Regions from separate parts of the Homo sapiens genome. Here region 1 is linked to region 2. The links are chromatin loops, found by intact Hi-C in ENCODE. Cell type or tissue: chondrocyte. All regions are shown on one strand. Links, peaks and the distances in the headings refer to the core of each region. The heading gives the core; the rest is flanking DNA.

What was found. A loop is a pair of places that touch in the nucleus more often than their neighbours do. Peaks named below come from ENCODE experiments on the same cell type or tissue, not always from the same donor. Only the 100,000 strongest peaks of a DNase experiment are listed, where the experiment ranks them.
Region 1: it touches region 2 in a loop (2.2-fold over the local background); 29 of 110 quality-filtered maps call a loop at or near these places.

Annotation. Positions count from the first base shown.
Region 1 is chr18:32,380,693-32,386,071 of GRCh38, forward strand. The region is part of intron 2 of GAREM1 (GRB2 associated regulator of MAPK1 subtype 1); the gene reads right to left. Among named protein-coding and RNA genes, the nearest start is that of GAREM1, 88 kb to the right of the region's middle. In chondrocyte, for the core only: no CTCF peak of the experiment used is centred there; no DNase peak of the experiment used is centred there.
Region 2 is chr18:32,468,728-32,474,106 of GRCh38, forward strand. GAREM1 (GRB2 associated regulator of MAPK1 subtype 1) reads right to left here and starts at 2,155. Exons shown (of 6, transcript NM_001242409.2): 1 at 1,581-2,155. The coding sequence starts at 1,701. RefSeq lists a silencer at 1,910-2,429. In chondrocyte, for the core only: CTCF peaks have their summits at 661, 885, 2,383 and 2,595; DNase peaks (open chromatin) are centred at 1,534 and 2,244.

The sequences.
Region 1 (5,379 bases), core at 215-5,214, 88 kb before region 2:
GTTCAGCAACTTCCTTGGCTTCTGCCCACCAGATTTCATTATCTTCCCAACCTCCTATTGTGACCACCAAAAATGTCTCTAGATGGCGCTGGGGTAGGGAAGTGGGTGCAAACTTTCAACTTTGTTGAGAATTGTTTTTCTTAAATAAGGAGGTAAGAGAGTTAAAAACTGTGACAAATTCCTTAATAGATGTTTTGATCCTAACAAGTCAACCTACCAAACACATATTCTCCCACACAGATGAATTTGTCATAGTACTGAAAATATACAGCCAGAATATTTCATTCATCAGACTTTTCTAGATTTTTATATATAGAACAAAGAATTCCTCCTACTAGATGCAGAAAACAAGTAATTGCCAAATATACGTAAAACTATCAAATCTTTATGGTATCAATCTTTTAGAGCCTGAGACTTTTGTGCACCATTTTTCTCCATCACATAATCTTTTACTCCAAATACACTTCTCTGTGGAACTCCTATCTCTTACATATCTGGCAAGCCCAAGAACTAAAAGGACATTCTTGCCATCTAGAGGTCCAATATCTGACAAGATAGGAAACATCTCTGCTAGAAAGCCCTGAGAGTCCCAAAAGATAACAAAGAGGTTTTTTGTTGTTGTTGTTTTCTTACTCTATTTCTTATTAGGAAGAACCTGAAAAATTCTTCCTTTAATAATAAACAGAGTAAGAAAAAGTGTGCAAAAGCAAGTGCCTGTGCTAAGAAGGTTAATTTTAAAAAATGTTTCCTTAAAAGCTAGGGGAAAAAGTTTTAAAAATTTCTCAGAATTATCTTTTGCTCCCTTTTCCTCATTCCTCTTACCTAAGTATCGTTTTTTTCCTCTTGAACATCTCCCTCCCAGCCTAGATCAGGTGTTCATTATCTTTTATCAGGTCTATCTTAAAAACTTCCTAACTAGTTCTTCTACCTGCAATTTCTCACCATCTTCTCATCCTCCACTCCTGACCAATTTAACTCACCTGCAGGGGAGGGAGGACACTTGCCTTCACTTAATCTTTCTAAAAAGCAGATTCTGGGAGGAACTCCCCAGGGCACAGAGATTATAGTTCCCATTATTCAGTCTGGAATTTGCTCCAAACTAGGTTTCTAACTTCATCTCCTAAATACTCCTTCCCCTCTATCCCAGAGCCATTTGTTACCTTCAGGAATGGTGCCTGGTACTTTATCTAGAACGCCCTTAACCTCGTTCACCTGAAGGCCTCCCACTCCTAGACAGCTGTCAGAACTACCTACTCAACAATTCCATGGCATTTTGCTTGCACCTGTTAGAGCACTCACAATCACCATTCCTGGTCAATGTCTCAGAGCTGTACCTGCCTGACTGGAGGGAATTAAGAGACCTGACTTGTTCTCCAGGTAGTTCTCAGGCATCTTTGATGTTTCTCCTTTAAAGAAGAATCCATTTCAGTTGGGTTAAAATTATTTATTGAGTCCTTAAACTATTCAAGGCTGTGTTAGATGCTGTATGAGATAGGACTGTCCTCAAGGAGCCTTTAGTGGTGGGAAGAGTGACAGCAAGACAAACAGTCATGGGTGCAAATTGTTACAGGGATTCTGAAGGGGAAGGATCTACCTGGTGAGAAAGATTAGGAAAAGCTTCTTGAAGAAGGTGGTAAAAATGAGGCCGGATTTCACTATTCTTCTTCTTGAGGAAGGTGGTGGTGGTTGGGGCAGGATTTCTCTATTGGGTGGTGGCTATGAGGTGTGAGCCCTCCAAGCAGTAGACACAGGCGGGAACAAGGCAGGGCAAAGCCTACCTGAGCAACAACCAACAACCTGGTGTGGCGAGTGCCTGCTGGGTTGTCTGCTGGAGGATGATGCTTGTAGTCAAAGGAACACCAGACCTCAAAAAGGCCCAGCGTTAGACCAGAGTTTATACTCACGTGGGAAACATCTCTGAAAACTCCTGGCTAGCTGGTAAAATAACAGAGCTGTACTTGAAAAAAATAATAATCTGACAGTAACATAGATGACTGATTGGAGGAGGAAAGGGAGGCACCTTGCTCTTTAGAGCAAGGGAGACACAGTCACTGTAGGCTGGAAAGGAGGAGCAGTTTTGATAGGAATTGTGTGGAAAGAGGATCAACAAGACTCGCTGCATAATTACTCTGTGGGTCAGGAGGAAAGGACCCTAGGTGGACAGAGAACTGGGACTCCCACACGAGGGGACCAGTTTTATTAAAGGAAAAGAGTTGGGACTATAAAATGTTATGAAGGTCTATAAGAAAAAATGTAATTGCCACTGAGAAACGTATGGAATGTAGAAGGCATGAATGGAAAAACGGAATCTTTCTCATGTCTATGTGTCTACTGCATTTGGTTTACCTACAATGATTTTTAACATCTAAAAAATAAAAGCTCTGTGTTTATTTTGCTTGTCTCACACTCACGCATTGGCTTGACTCACTATTAGGGACAAACCCTACGGTGTTCTGTAAACCAGTTCTAACATGTTGGAGGCCCTGTGTAATGTATACCTCACCAAAAATCAACACAGACACGTCTGAATCATCTACCCTCTTGCTCCAGATATCAGAAAAGTTCACATGGTACACATAGTTTTGTTGTTTTCCTGTTGCAGTACACTCAACAACTACAGAAATGGGTCAGGGTTAACAGAAAGCCAGCACAAGACTTCCCTGGATAGTGACTCACAAAGGCAAGTGATTCCAAGCCTAAGAAATGGAGCAGAGTGACTTCAATTCAGGAAGTTTTGCTAGCACTGCAATCAGTTTTGGAACCCATGAAGTCTGTTTTCCACAAATAGAAAAAGCTCAAAGAAATTCCTAAAAAAGAACCTTTTAAAAGGTCACACTACTTCTTAGAGGTACAAATCCAATATGGAAATCAAATTATGAAGTGAGACAAGCACTTTCCCACCCATGCTATAAACACTCCATTAACAGTGTGGTCACAGGCAGCTTGTTTAAACTTTCCACCTGATGTTAATCATATTATCTCATAGGTTAAATTATATTTGAACTGGCGTTAGCCCTTTCAAGTAACCAACTTTCCACTGAGTACCTAAATGTAAGTATAAAGAAATGGAAAACAGTAGCCTAGGAGTTTTGAACCCCATCCCTGTTTTGTGCTACAATTTTTGTGGGTTTTTTTTTAATACTATACTTTCTGTTTGTAGATTCAGTAAATAATTTGCAAGGATTCTGAGTAAACAGGCTGAAATGTGAAAATAGCAATCAAAGGACTCTAAAATTTTTAGAGCTTTACTAGCATTTATAGAGCAATCTAGAAAAGCCACATAGTATGACACCAAATAATTCTGCAATGTATTTGCTCATATTCTCCCTTTCCATATCTCTCATAAAGCTCTTATTTTAAGAAAATAATTTTTTTAAAAGTTCCTTTATTTCCAAGTTTTACATACACCTATCCAAACTTTACCCCCCTTTAATAATTAAATCACTACCATCAACTGGGTCAGTCGCTAGAAACCAGCCACAGCTGGGAGCAATCAGGTTTCCATAAGAAGCCATGAGCTGGAAGCTTCTACCACATGGTGAAAACAACATCATTTCTTCCTGAATTCACCCTTCACTGTGTTGTTGCCACAAACATTTAACACTGGAACAAAACGACCCAGTGAAAGATGAACTTTCACCCCTAGAAAAATTAATTAAGACTGTAAATAGGATTCAAGGATGGAGGCAGAGTGGTTTTGATAAAAATGCCATATAAGAGTTCAACTATACAATTTATTTTGCCACTGGTGGTTGTGCTGAGTCAATTTTTTCCTTTTTATTACAATAATTCCCAAACACATGGAAAATTCGGGTAATGAACACCCATATACCTTTTACCTAGATTTAACAACTTAGTTTGCCAGAGTCATCTATTTTTTATGTCCACTTTTGCTCGAGCATTTTATAATCACATTTCACCCTTAAATAATTCAGTATGTCTCCCTAAAAAGTGAGGATATTTTCCCTCATACTATAATACATTGATTACAAATAACAAACTCACAATAATTCCCTAATCATCTCATCATGAAATCCATTCATATTCAAATTTCCTTGAGTTATTATTAAGCAATGTGAAGTAGGACTAGAAAGCTATACTGAAGATTGGTGACAATCTTCAATCCATTCTTGTAGCAAAGACACTTAGATAATCTCTTCATCTTTGTTTTGAGTTAAAATATGAGTGTGAATACCAATGTGTGAAAGATACATTTACCCTCTATCTGACCACAAAAACTATGTTACAGCAGCTATGAAATTTAAGTAATGGAGAGAGGAAGAGAATAACATTTTTGACTCTTGAGGAAAAAAATGGTAGAGACAATTTCCTAGACAGCAGACTAATATACTACTTAATTACTTTCTCTCTTTTTCCTTTTCTGAATCATTTCCCTTAGTCTAGAAAGATTTCTCAGATTCCATTATACTTAAAAATATGAAATACTGGAGAGCTGATTTCACTCCTATGTCCTCTTTCTTGGCTTCCCTTTTTTTTTTTAAATAAAATTTTTATATTTACTTTGCTCCCCCCAAATCAAATGTCACTGGTTTCCCTTTAGTACAAAATATCTTGGCAAAAATAGTTGATCCTTCCTTGCTGTCTACCTTTCACTCATTTTTAACTCTCTTTTGTAATCTAATTTTCCTCAGTTTCCTTACTTGAAACTGCCCTGTTGAACATCACCCATTTCCTTCTTCAACACTTAAAAGACTCTTTCCCCAGGCCTCCTGCCTCTGATCTGATCACCCCCCTAGGCCCAGCAGCTGTCCCCTCTGAGGCTCCAGGGGCTCCCCTGGAATCTCTTCCCAGAAATTTACTGAGCAAGGGGAATGTCACCTGTATGCAGATGACTTGTAAATCTGAAAAAGTCAAGTCTTATATATCTACTTAATTTTTTCCTAGAGTCAGAATACAAGTAGGGAGCTACTGTGAAAGGAAGAAAAGTGAAAGCTTTACCCAGCTTATTGGCTAATTCTAACAGATCTCTCCTCTCTAGGATGACTTCCAAGTAAAAGTGCCTCCTAGCACTTTCCAGGGAATAGTGGAGACGGGGGCAGGCTCTGAAGCCACATATCCTGGGTTCAAATCACACTTATTAACTGTGTATTATTACAAACACTTAACATCTCTAAACCTCAGCTTGTACTTGTATGAAATATAGATAATAGCACCCATTTCATGAGTTTGTTGTGAAAGTCACATGAAAAAATAAAAGTAAAATGCTGAGTTAACGAAGTGCCCAAGAAATGGTAAGCACTAAATAAATTTTAGTTATTGTTAACTATAACCTAAAAATTCAGTCATCAAAAATGGTTATTTTTTAGATCTATAACATTTCTTAATGGCAAAAAATGGCTGAGATAAATGTTCCTCAGC
Region 2 (5,379 bases), core at 117-5,116:
CATGCAGCAATGCTCTCTGCCTAGCTAGCAAATGTGGCAGTGTGCAGAGATGAGAGAAGGTAGGAAAAGGTAAGGACTCACAATCTGCCAATATACACAATTTTGGAGGAGGAAATGAAACGCTGTGAATACAAACACACACACCAGTTCAGGTCTGCAGATGCTATTTAAAGCACACAACATTTTCCCACCCCCACTCGAAGCAGAAACGCCTCAACACACCACCTGTGCGTCCCCCCCCCCCGCCCCCACCCCACCGCTTCAACAGCTACTGTGATCTGCACTTCATTACTAGTTTTAAAACTTCCAGCTTATTCCCAATGCACCCTACTACTACCAACAATCAAACGAGGATAGCAAGCAAGCCAAGATTGTTTTCCAGCCTTCACGAACTTTCCTGCATCTATTTTTCACATCAGATATACAAATGTCTAATCAAACCCCACAGATAAGAAACAGAATAAAAACTCCTTTGTGTATGTATACATCTCACGTTACCCACTCTTCTACCCCAGGAAACAAGGAGTAACCCTAGTGCCTGTGACTCGAAATGACATCTTTCTGCTTAGTGTTCTTCTGACCTGGCCTGTGTAGTCACAGCTCTGCCTGCCTGCCAGCCTGGGCCCGTGTACTTCCACAGCTGCCCCACAGCAGGGCAGGCTTCTTTCTGCAAACAGTCTAAAATCGCATGACGCCAAAGCCCACTGAAGTTATGATGAAAACAAGAGAAGACCAAACACACCTAAATTGCCACCTTACGTGTCATCACTCTCCAACTGAAAGGTGTCTACTTGCTTGACAGTATGCGCAACTATGTGTTTGCAGCTGTCACACCGCAGAATAAACAGTTGGAGGAAGGAGTTGGGTGGGTTTCTGGTGGTCAGTTTCAGGAAATACACCCTTCTTAGTTCTGAGCTCAGGTTCCGAATCAATACGTTTTGGAGACTTATTTTTTTTTCCAGACTGGAAATGCGCTAAACCTAATAGTTAACCTTAAGCATGCCATCACTTCTGCTGAAAACATTTTCTACACACAGCCCCAAATTACTTTCAGTTGGGTTAAACAAAACAGACAAGCTGTAATACAAGGTCTCTGAGAAATGTGATCCTTTTCAATGGTCACCCAGGAGCTTTTCCTTTAAATCTGTTTGGCGGGGGATGGGGGAGATAGGGAGGAGAGCACCCAAATTAAGATGCCACCCGGAGCACAATGATATTCTCAAGAAAGTTGCCTAAGATAACTCTTCAGGGTTTCCCTGGTTGAGTAATTCTTGCAGGAGGGTGGGGAGGGATATCTGGCGTCCAAGATTACGATCTGCAGAGGTCTCCCTATGTTGACTTTTTTTTTAGGGCGTCCTTTTTAATTATACTGCAAGGACTCTGATTTCCACCTCCTTGTCTGCTGCTGGGGGGAGTTGAGAGCAACGCGCCAGGGCTGCGGCAGCCGCTCGGGCCAACTCCGGCGCTCAGGGGCGGGCAGCCCACTCCCCGCGGGTCCCACCCTCTCCAGCACACGCGCGCACACCCGCGTGGAGACGGCTGTCCTCGCCCGTCTGCCCCGCGCCCCAGCTGGGACTCACCGTTGTCCAGGCGCGCGATCTGGGGCAGCCGGTAAGTGCTGACCAGGAGGTCGAGCGGCACGGCCACCGAGCTCCACTTCACATCCTTGAGGCTGCAGCCCAGCGAGGGCGCCGGGTCCATCTTCCCCGAAGCCTCCTGTCCCGCGCTCCCCCGCCGCCGCCACCGGCACCACCCGCGCCTCGGCGGCCGCCGCTGCTCGCGCTCGCGGTCTGGGGCGCGCGGGAGGCGCCGGGCAGCTCCGGCCGCGGGCAGCCGGGGGGGCGCGGCGACTGGGGCGGCCCGGAGGGAGGGGGCCGGCGCCCGGCTCAGCTGCCGCTGCGGGGCATGGCTGGGGCGCCCCGCGTGCCCTCACGCCCGGAGAAGACTCAGAGCAGCCGCGCGGCTGCGGGCGGCGGCGGCGGCCCGGGTGGCTGCGGCGGCTCCCGCTCCGCCTCCTCCTCTGGCCCTGGGTCTGCAGCTGCGGCGGCCGCCCGCTCGCCTCCTCCTCCTCTTACCCCTCCTTCCCTCCGCCTCGAGCGTGTGAGGAGGAGCCGCGGGTCTGAGAAACGCCATAGCAGCGCTCCCAGCACTGACTAATCAACAAGGTGCGAGCAACGCCTGCGCAGCTCTGGGAGACACCGCCTCCGCCTCCCAGGCGCCGCCCGCTCCGCCCCCAGCTCGGCCTCCGCCTCCCGCAGCTCCCGCGGCCCGGCAGGCTCGCGTCAGCTCCCCGGCCGGGGCCGCCAGCGCCCGCGGCTCGGCGCGCTCCGCAAGCTTTAGCTCTCGCTCCCCCGTCCGACCACTCGGGCGCCCTGCAGTCTCGCCGGGTGCTGCTGCGCGCCCCGGCTCCTTCCCCGCCCAGGCCCGTCCCCGGAGCCCGGGAATTGCCGAGCGAGCTCAGGTATCGCTCCCTGAGTCGTGGTGTCGGGCACCGTCCGCCTCCACTCCCATCCTGGCAATGCGGTGGCTAAATACAAGGCACAAAAGATACCTTTAGTGGCGCTCCCTCTTGCTTCCCGGTGACCCAGACTTTGGTCAGAAGAGTACCACAGCCCAACGGGGCTGCGGACGGCAGGCGTGGAGCACGCCTTGGCGTTTCCCCTCAACCCTACTCCTCTACCATCGGAGCTGGAAATGACTCCCAACAGTCTCAGCTTTGGCTACTAGATAAGATAAAAAGGGCAAAGCACCGAAAAGCGGAAAGGTGGTGGGTGATGAGTACCCACATACAGGAAGGTGGCCATTCGGTCTAGGACCTTCACTGAGTGAACGAGCTGCTGGAGGCGACGGGAGTTGATGAGGCCACCAAACACCGTAGACACGGAGATGGGAAGGGAAAACTAGGTTACTGGGAGGCTGCTGGGGTCAGCTGTTCTCACCCGCTTTTCCCATTCAGTTCTCTTCTCATCTTAAAGGTTGGGATCATTCTCGTTTTCTAGGTATATGTACCAAGACATTAGGTAGTTTGGCAAGATTTTATAACTCGTAGATGGCCGTGCTGGGATTCAAACCTACAGTTTGCTTTGCATGATCAATCATTCTCTGTCTCTCCCGATGTTTGACACGGCCTGCTCACTGTGGACAGAGCTCAGAATATAAAGGTGGCATGTCCTGCCTTGTATGCTAATCTGCTTTCTTTCTTTCTGTCTTTCTTTCTCTTTCTTTCGCTTGCTTAACATTTTGTTAAAATAGCAGAGGTGAGTGGTTGCTAAGGTTGCGTATCTGCTCTGTTTTCAACACGTATTCAATGTTCAGTGCTTGATAAGGTACAGCAAGTACCCGCTTCGCCAGCCCAAGGGGACTTGAAAACATCCCGCTGCCTTTTCGTGGCCTGGCTTAAAAGGTCTGTGCTAATAAACCACTCCATTAACATTTGAAGAAAAACACAGATTCTTCTACACCCACCTTCCTGATCCTCTCACTTTGAAGCATTAGCGATAATTTTCACAAAATTCATCTGAAAGTTTTGACCTTTGGGTCATTCACATTGATTTTTTGAAAAAGTCTTGGAAAAAAGTGGGAAGTATTTTACTATAGAGTGTATGCAGAATCAGAAGTCCATAAAGTTCTAAGAATTGCTCACATAGAGTGTTTCGGCCGGGCGCGGTGGCTCACGCCTGTAATCCCAGCACTTTGGGAGGCCGAGGCGGGCGGATCACCTGAGGTCAGGAGTTTGAGACCAGCTTGGCCAACGTGGTGAAACCCCGTCTCCCGTCTCTACTAAAAATACAGAAAGTTAGCCGGGCGTGGGGGCAGGTGCCTGTAATCCCAGCTACTCAGGAGGCTGAGGCAGGAGAATCGCTTGAACCCGGGAGGCGGAGGTTGCAGTGAGCCGAGATCGTGCCATTGCACGCTGGCCTGGGCAACAAGAGCGAAACTCTGTCTGAAAAAAAAAAGTTTCAAAACTTTAAAGATTTAAGTGCCAGCTAATTTCTTTTTCTGAATAATTAATCACTTCTGGAAATAAAGCTCAGAATCCAAAAATGACATAGGAAACATCTAAGATTGGGCAGGGTCAAGGGTCTTTCAACCTGTAAGTAGATCCTAAACCCTTATATGGTAGGCTGATTTTTAAAAAAATGACTTTGTTACTTTTATATTCTCTTTAAAAGCTTCAGAGAATAAGAGAAGTAGTTTCCTCTCACAAAAGGACTGGTGACTTTTGACCTAAAGACAAGATAAAAAGTAAAAAGATTAATGTAATCAACTTTTTAAAAATCAATAAAGGACTTACATTAGATCTGTTATTGCTGACCTTGCAGAAAAGGTTTTATTTCAATCTTGAGTATTAAAAGGAAGAAATTTTAGTGAGCTGCAAATTCTTAGTAAGTTTCATGTCCTGGAAGAACTCTTACAGAAGGATTTTATTTGTGAGATGGAGAGTTTTGGTTAAACTGCCGAAAACAAAAACAAAAAGCAGTTGAGAGGGGTAATCTTTCAGTCTGGCTGAACTGTACTTCCAAACATGTTTCTTAAGGTTGTTGGAACAATGCAAACTGTGTATACAAAAGCATTACAACTTGGTGCAGGGGCAAAGCTTACAGGACTTTGAAGTTTATGAAAAGGAACATCCAAGAAAAGTTTTCTTTAAGGCAACAATTGATGCACTGGTCCCTTGTTCCTACTAAGTACCTTTACAAACTGAGATTTGTGAATTAAAATATCAGCTCCAGAGCCAGATGGCTTGGATTTGATTAGTGGCTCTGCTTCTATTTAATGTCATGGGAAACTTGCTGTTTCCTCCTCTGAAAAATGAAGATAATAATAGTACTCATCTCATAGGGTTGATATGAGAATTTAATCATTTAATATACATTTAGCATTTAGAATAGTGCCAGATGCATAGGAAGTGCTATGGAAGTATTAACATTTGCTATTATTATTAAAAACCATTGGCTTTAAAGGGCAAAATTTATAGAAAAGATGAAGAGATAAATGCTGACGATTTGAATAGATTTGAAAAATAAGAAATGATTAGATTTGGGAAAATAGTTATATCAGGCAAGGAGTAGAAGAACACTTTTTAAATGACAAACCTAGCTGGGGGACTTCATTGCAAATCTAGAGTCTGTGGGGTTAATTTATTCCACAGTGAACCCGCCTCCTACCCAGCAGACCCAGGCAGTGATCATGAAGACTCTGTATATGCTATTGATAAGCCCAAAGGTGAATCAGGTAAATGACACTACAGGACTCAAGTGACAGACACTTGCCAGCTTCCTAACTGTGAGTCTACTGTTTATACATGCATAACTTGTTAATTCTCTGCATTATCAGCTTTGCAAGATAAAAATATTACATATTGGTTTTCCTCATATC